Linked DNA regions of Mus musculus: regions 1 and 2 are each linked to region 3. Evidence: chromatin loops called from intact Hi-C (ENCODE). Cell type or tissue: heart. All regions are shown on one strand.

Region 1 (2,500 bases), 150 kb before region 3:
CCGCTCCGTCTGCGAGTCTCAGCCGGAGCCTGCCTCGGCGCGCACGGAGGACAGTGGGAGGAGAAGAGGGAGAAAGGAGGAGGCGCGGGCGGGGAGCGGGTGGAAGGTGGCGATTGGAGCCCAGGAAGAAGGAGGGAGCCGGAGGGCGGGAGGAGGCAGCCGGCGCAGGGCGCGGCGGGAGGGAGCCAGCTGAGCGCCCGTCCCGCCGCCGCTGCCGCCGCCGCCGCCTCCGCGTATCGCGGCGCGGCTAGGCGGGATGGGCTGGTCCGGGGGCGCCCCCTGCTGCTGCCCCAGTTCGCCGCGCCCCCGGCCCTCTGGGCGCCCCCCACAGGTGAGTGGCTGCGCCACGCTGGACGGGAGCGCGGGCGAGCGTCGGCCCTCTGCGTCACAGCGCGCGGTCCGAGCCAGGGACGGGCACCAGGGGGCGCGGAGCCACTGGGGGTCCGGGAGCATTGGGCGCGGCCCGTGCCCTCCCCTCCGGGTCTCGGTGAGCTAGGGGACAGTTGAAGATACTAGAGGTGACCAGGGGGCGGGGCGCGGCTGTGGACCTAGCTCAGGCCGCCACGCCTTCCTGCGTCCCACTGTGCACTACTGTTGGCTCAGGCCACTCTCTGCGTACCTCTCTAGCTCGAGCCACAAGCGCACTTTGAACACAAGATGCCCGCGGCAGCTGGCATCAATGTTGCGGCCCTGGCCTGGCAGAGTGCATGCAAACTTTTTCCTCTCTGTTTTCTCTATCTGAGACACTGAGGCAGAATGCAGACACAGATGAAGCTGATTTCTCCTTTTAACCCTTTTCTACTTCTGCCCTACCTAGATACCCCCTAGGTCCCTCTAGACACACCCTTGAATCCTACCTCCCTTCCCCTCCCTCCTTTACTGGGCCTCACTCCTCTGTGGCCCGGCTCCGGGCCTCTCATCCAACCACAGCTATTTCCAGGAAGGAGGGGTGTGTGGGTGGGTGGAGGGGTTTCTCCAAACAAACCCAAGGCTTCAGAGTGAGAGGGGGCCCGGCTGGGGAGAATCAAAAGAGCTCTGGAATATTCCAGGCAGGAGGTGGGAGGTGAGGATCTGGTAATGCTGCCATTCCTCAGGCACTGTTTGCCCTCAGCTACTTTCAGAAATACTCCACACTCCCTGCGGTGGGGACGCGCAGAGCCAACTAGACACTTAACTTTCTAGATCTAGGTGGGCAGTGTAAGTTCAGTGAGGGCAGAGGCTGTTTGGGAACCTGTTCCAGAGGAAAAGACTTTCAGTCCCACCAGAGGTTGCAGATGTAGGCCCATGTACCATAGGAGCAGAGGGGAAAAAAAATTGATCAGGGGAGGCGCTGCAGTGATCCATCTTCCCCAGCAGGGCTGGGTGCGGAATCAGGACAGCCCCGGTTGCCCACCTGGCCATCGGCCTGGAATGTCCTGGGACACAGCCAGAACTCAGGTGGGGATTGCAGAGCCAGGGGCCCTCTCCAGTTACAGCACGGTGCCCCACCCCTTGCCACTCACAGGGCCTTCTAGCCAGGGTACACTGGCAACGATGGGCTTCCTAGAGAACAGGCATGCAGCGGGAAGAGGCCTCAGACTCTTCAGTCTGACAGGTCTTCTGAAGGATCCCTGGGGAGGACTAGAGCAGCCCTTCATCTGTCAGATGGGCGTGAGGCAGAAAGAGGAGAGTCCTGTGGGACCCTGCAAGAGGTGCCAGAACTGGAGGAGTTGCACTGGGACATTCAGTAAATACCATGCAAATGAGGGTGACACGGTGTACATTCTTTCAAATGACAGCTAGCTACAGCATTCCAAAGGCTGCTGTCTAGAGCTTGGGCTGGGAACCCCCAGGCTGTTGACCCTTGTTGTAGGAAGGTTGTTCCATCCTTTCCAAGGGCCCCATACACCTCCTTCCCTTGACTCCTGGGACAGGAAGTTGGCCCTATTCCCAGGAGGGAAGCAGGAGGCCCTAGAGAGGGTGGAGTATGTGTTGGGAGGGGGCCTCCTGTCCAGTCCTCGGGTCCAGTGACAGCCACAGAGGAAGGAGAGACAGGCCAGAAGAGCCATGAAGGTAGCGCTCAGATTCTGGTGGGCGGGTGGGGTCCCCAGTAGAACCTCAGGTGCAGGATCTGGGAGCTAAGCCAGGAACTGTGGGTTGTATCTGGAGAGGAGCAGCTGGGGTGTTCAGGAGGAACCTCCAGTGCTTTGGGTTACAGCAAGATGGACCATTCCTGTAAGCCCTTAGCCCTTCCCGCTGGAACTTGGCGTTGAGGAGGGTACTATAAGATCCTTCTCCCGTCTGACAGGGAAGTTAGCCCTCATCCCTAACTTTCTTTCACCCTGAGGATGTGGAGTGCTGGGCTGTCAGGGGTACTGGTTCCCAGCAACACTCCCTTCCCACAGGAAATCCCAAGGGAGCATGAGGGTTCAGGCTAGAGACTGGCCGGGGACACAGTGTTCTCCACTGGCCCTTGAGCCCTGCCCTGAGACCTGAATTCCCACCCTGTGCCACTGGCTGA
Region 2 (2,500 bases), 270 kb after region 3:
TCTCTTACTCCCTAGGCATGGGCAGCAAAGGCAGAGGTGGGTGCTGGAATTTCGTGTTCTCTATCATTTTATTATTAACCCCCATTCCCAGAGACTCAGAGCAGTAACTGCTTTTAACAGGGTTTTGCTCTTGTGAAGAAGTCTAGGAAACCCCAGCCACACCTTCCATCTTCCACCTCCATCCACCAAAGATCTAGGACTTGGCAAGTATTGGACCTTGGGGTCTTCCTGGAAGTCAACAGTTGGTTAGACCCAACTTGGGGCCCAGATAACTTTCCATGAGAGATGGCAGCACTCTTGAACTTGTAAACACTAATGTTTGGACAGCAAGGCCCAGAGGGAACTTGGGCTGTTTCCTTTCCAAATTCTTGCTACTGGTGTAAGCTTGGGATGACCCTCTGCCTGAAAACCACGAGGCGGCTGGGAGAATCAGAAGAGAGTTTAGAGTGAGGCTCCAGGTGCCTGGGGTGTGTGAGACCTCATGTGCATGCTCTTTTGGTTGAAGGCCAAAGAGGCAGAAGACAGAGAGCCGCAAGGCTCCTCCCTGCAGCCCTACTACTGTTTATGGAACCCACCCCTCTTCTCTTTCTACCCTCAGCCAAAGCCTTGCCTACCAAGATTGTAAGCCAAGGAGTTTGGTGAGTGTGTGAGAAAAAGGGAGGTTTGTGAAGCGCCTGACTAGGGAAATGGGTTAAGGAAACCAGAGACGAGCAGGCAGAAGAGAGAGAAAACTACATCCAAATGGAGGACGGGGTGCAACAGCTGGACGGTAGGGAATGCCACAGCTGGAGATTAGAGGGATTACAGATGGACGGGGGAGAGGGCCCTGCCAGGGCATGCAGGTGTAGGTGCAGCCTAATTTTCAGGTAGAGCCTATTAGGTGCAGGAGTGGGGGAGGGGGGCGGTGGGTATATTAGGCCTTGCCCTTCCATCCCTTCCCTGGAGGGGGCCACAATTCTCCCTCCTTTCTAGGTCCTGAGGTTGAGGAGGAGAGGACGTGCTCTTGCCCGCTGTCCTTTAGGTCTTCCCCTAGCCACCCTCATCCTCGCATAATCCACCACAGCTTTGGAGGCTCTTGGTCTCCAAGCTGGGCCGCCGCATCCCTCAGCTTCGCCCGGTTCCTTCCTATCTCCAGGCGTCGGGTCCAGGGCTCTAGTTCCTTCATACCACAGCTTCAGCATCCTCGAGTCACCTCCTCCCCCACCACGCCACAATTGTATCCCGACCCTCCCTCCACGCCAGGATCCCAAGACCCGAACCCATCCCTGCCCCCCACCCCCACAAGTCGCCCAGGCTCTCACCTCGGGGGCTCCGCGGCCGCAGCACAAAAGGCGGCGCTGCTGCAGCTCCGCTCCGGATGCTGCTCCCGCCTCCTCCTCCTCCTCCTCCTTCCCTCCTCCCCCCGTTGCCCTCCACCGGACCTGGAGAGCTGTCACCGGCGATGCTCGTGTGGAACTCAGGTGTACGGGTGTCAGCCCCAGCTTTTAGCCCCCACCCCCTACTCGAAGCCCCGTCCCCACTCGACTTGAACTCCCGCTCCTTCCAAAGCCCCCGCCCCTGGCCCCCCGGGACGGACACGCCCTGAGCGGGGGATGCTGCGCTGGAGTCGCCGGCCTCTTAAAGGAGCCTGTGGCTGCCATCCGGCGCGATCCAGGCTCCTTCCTGGAGGTGTTCTACGGCAGTTCCACTTTGGTCCTCATGCGGAATCTGTAGGATCCCCTTGTGACCTGTCTTACAGATTCTTTCCTACACCCCGAGAGCGCAGTCCATCAGTATACACAACGCTCTGGCACTGGTCCCTTGTCATACCGACATCTCCAGCTGGCCTTCCCTCGTCGCTGCTCCATTTTCACCCAATTGGAATCCACCCAGCCGTAGGTCCCTTCCCACTTCTGTGCTCCTGGATGACCGATCGCTCGTTTTCATTACTGATTCCTCTTACCTCTAACCCTATTCCTTTCTAGCAAGACATCTTATCCTAGACCCATTTTAAAAAACACTCTTTGAATCACGTTTTTCGTGGTATCACTTTCTCCTTCTGTCCAAGGTCACAAGATTTCCCATATTTCTTTCACTCTGGTGGTATCAAGGCTTTGGAGAGCCAAAGGTAATCGTTAAGCTCTGCGCGTATATTAGTTCGTTAATTATTCCTGTGCTCTTTCAGGTGAGACTAAACACAGAAGGTCCATCTAATGATTCTCGGGACAGTTAAAAGAGGTTCACTAGGGCTGATCTAAAGAGGCACGAACCCTGTCAGGCTGCGTGGAGTTAGTGAAGAGAGGCGAAGGACAAGCCACAGAAAAGCAACGGGTTTTTTGACACGGAGTGCTGAGAAGCTTACGCTACAGCCTGGGAGACCGGGTCTGAGGAGAACTCCGGACTTATAAAACCCCAGAGCTCTGGGGTGGGGGTGGCCAGGTAAGGCACACCCTCTGGGGCAGCAAAAGGACTTCGGCCAATCACAGCCTTTCCTCAAGGAGAAGGCTACACCTTTCCTCGT
Region 3 (2,500 bases):
CCCATTCCCCCTCCTCCCCCCGCAGCGCCCCGCTCCTGGAGGGGGGAGGGGGAGGGCTAGCGTAGGGCGCTGAGATGCATGGGGGGTAAGGGATGGGCGGGGAGGAGGGGGATCCCCAGCAAGGGAAAAGAACTGGGCGGGGCGCGAAGGCGAAGCTGTAGCCTCTGCCTCAGTCTGCCTCACTTAGGGTGCCTAGGCAGCTAGCTCTGTGGAGACCTTTTGTAAAAGCAAAGCCTAGAGGGATGGGGGTGGGGCCTGGAGAGCGAAAGGGGCCGGGCACCAAGATGAGCAGAGCTGGGAGTGGAGCACATACACATACACATACGTCTACTAGCTGAGCGGCGCACGCGCTTGCTCAGACATACATCTGTGCAAGCATTTATCTTGGCAGGCACCACAAATTTGCAAACGTGCAATAGTGCACACGCATATCTGCACGCACATATATTCATAGGTGCAAGAATTTGTGCAAATACACCTGGCTCAGGAAAAATGCTTGCAATCAAGCTCTCTCGACAAGCTGGAGGTCTGAACACATTTGCACTTAAGCGCGTGCCCAGGTGGGGATTGGGGGAAGGAGTGAAGGAATAAAATATGCGCATTTCCTTTCACAGCGTCTTCCCCCTCCCTTCAACCCTTTCTTCGGCGTACAAGTCAACACAAGCAAGGGTGTTAAGAATGGCCGTGTAGATGGGGAGCCTTGAGATGCCTTGCGCTACGCAGCTCTCCAGACCCGTAGGACCTGCGTTACCTCCACCCCCCTCATTCCCAGGCCCGACTCCTCCTTCTTCCTTCGAGTGCGCGCGCGCGCACGCGCTTCAGAGCTGAATACTACATTCCTGCGGCTCACTGCGCGCTGCCGCCTCCTTCCTTCCCGATCTTCCCACCCCCGGTCCAAGGGCCAGAGCGCGCTCCCGCGGTGAACTCTCCGGGAACCCCCCTCGGGGCGGGTGGCCGGGCGCGCTCACCTCCTCCTGACCCGGCCCCGCCCCACCCCGCCCTGGCCGTCGCCAGCTCCGCAGCGGAGTCCCCCCCCCCCCGCCCCCTCCAGCGCAGCGGAGTCTACCCCTCCTAGCTCCGGCTATCCTTCCTCTACCGAGGGCTGGGCCGCCTCCCTCAAAGTCCCCAAAGCTCTATCCCGCGACTGACACTCCCAAAGTGCCTCGGGTAACCTCCCTCATTGCCCTCTCCCAGAACCTGACTTCAGTTTTAGAGCACAAACTGCCCCCTAAACTGTCCCTACAGTCCCAAACTTGCGACTCAGACGAAACTGATCCCTCCCAATGACAACTGCCCCCACCCCGAGTTTCCACTGTGCTAAGGGCTTCCCCCGCCCCTTCGCAGTAACTGCCCTGCTGGTCATTCACGGCTCAGGGTCACTTATACCCCACCATAGGAAATAGCTGCCCCTCCCTCAGTGCCACCTCCAGTGCCCCCCTGGGCGCTCGAGGGAGGGGGTTGGCCACGTCAGAAGTTTGCCCTTGCCTGGCCGCGTCGAATCGGGGACCCTGGCCCCGGGACAACGCCAGTGGCGGCGACTCCCGGAAACCGCCCCCTCCCCCGCGCCCCGCCCGCCGGCCGCCCGACCGCCCGGCGGGCCGGCCCAGCCGGCTCTGTCAGCGCTGCTCACACGGGGAGCGCCCGGGAGCGGGAGCGGCGCCCGGCCCGACCCCTTCCCCCGCCCGGCGGCTGTGGCTGAGCCAGGGTGGGGCGCACTTTTCTAAGAATCTGCTGTACCGAGTCGGGGTCGCACTGGGGTGCTGAGAGAGTGGGGCGCCTGTTGGAAGAATAAAAAGCAGGAAGGGGTGCCAGAGTAGGCAAAGAAGGCGGGAACGGGGGAGGGGAACGGGAGGCTGCCAGGGACTCAGGGGGCAGGGCTGAAGAGGAGGGCCTAAAATGCGGATGGCGATGGTGGGCTGGGGTGGACTGGCAAACTGGGAGCTTGCAGCAGGCACGAAGACAAGATCTTTCCAACCTAATGTGAACTTTCCCATAATGTCCAACACTCCATTTCTGAATCCAACCGTACCCACACCCCCCCCCAAAAAAAAAAAACAGAAAAAAATAAAGTCCGGGACTAAGTATCTGAATTGGAATAGAACCAGTAGGCAAAAAAAGTAGAAAATGAAGAGTACCCCCCCACACAAAAAAAAGCAACATGAAAAAAGAGTCTTGACGAGTCAACTTCAGGCTTGTAAGTTCCCCTTCCCCCTCCGAAATCTGAAAGGTCCCAATTAAGTCAGGCCTGCCTGGTTGGTAATTAGAACCAGAAGTGGCCAGGCCACAGGGAGGGGGTTGGGAGAAGGGCACAAAAGTGTGGGGGGGGGGGCTCCAGGAAGCCATGAGTTCTCAAAAGCCCCCCTTTCTCTCCACCAGATGCACCCCAGTCTTCATCACCCCATCTGTGTGTACTTTGCGAGCATTACTGGGAAAAGGTACTAAGGTATCAGACCAGTCTATGCCATCAGTCCCAGCCCTTGCTCAAGACACAGTATAGCCT

Evidence for each region. A loop is a pair of places that touch in the nucleus more often than their neighbours do. Peaks named below come from ENCODE experiments on the same cell type or tissue, not always from the same donor. Only the 100,000 strongest peaks of a DNase experiment are listed, where the experiment ranks them.
Region 1: it touches region 3 in a loop (6-fold over the local background); 1 of 42 quality-filtered maps calls a loop at or near these places.
Region 2: a loop joins it to region 3, with 3 times the contacts of the local background. A loop is called at or near these places in 1 of 42 quality-filtered maps.

Annotation. Positions count from the first base shown.
Region 1 is chr15:102,100,222-102,102,721 of GRCm38, forward strand. It overlaps a transcript of Tns2 not described here. Among named protein-coding and RNA genes, the nearest start is that of Tns2, 1.5 kb to the right of the region's middle. In heart, CTCF peaks have their summits at 372 (motif pointing right), 1,345 and 1,547; DNase peaks (open chromatin) are centred at 110, 440, 1,940, 2,500 and 2 weaker places; H3K4me3 peaks cover 2,500 bases; H3K27ac peaks cover 2,500 bases.
Region 2 is chr15:102,515,487-102,517,986 of GRCm38, forward strand. Map3k12 (mitogen-activated protein kinase kinase kinase 12) reads right to left here and starts at 1,518. Exons shown (of 16, transcript NM_001163643.1): 1 at 1,302-1,518. It also overlaps a transcript of Tarbp2 not described here. In heart, a CTCF peak has its summit at 1,321; DNase peaks (open chromatin) are centred at 395, 865 and 1,575; H3K4me3 peaks cover 2,144 bases; H3K27ac peaks cover 2,238 bases.
Region 3 is chr15:102,246,262-102,248,761 of GRCm38, forward strand. The region is part of intron 3 of Rarg (retinoic acid receptor, gamma); the gene reads right to left. Among named protein-coding and RNA genes, the nearest start is that of Rarg, 10 kb to the right of the region's middle. In heart, a CTCF peak has its summit at 1,374; DNase peaks (open chromatin) are centred at 200, 840, 1,560, 1,700 and 1 weaker place; H3K4me3 peaks cover 2,500 bases; H3K27ac peaks cover 2,500 bases; H3K27me3 peaks cover 579 bases.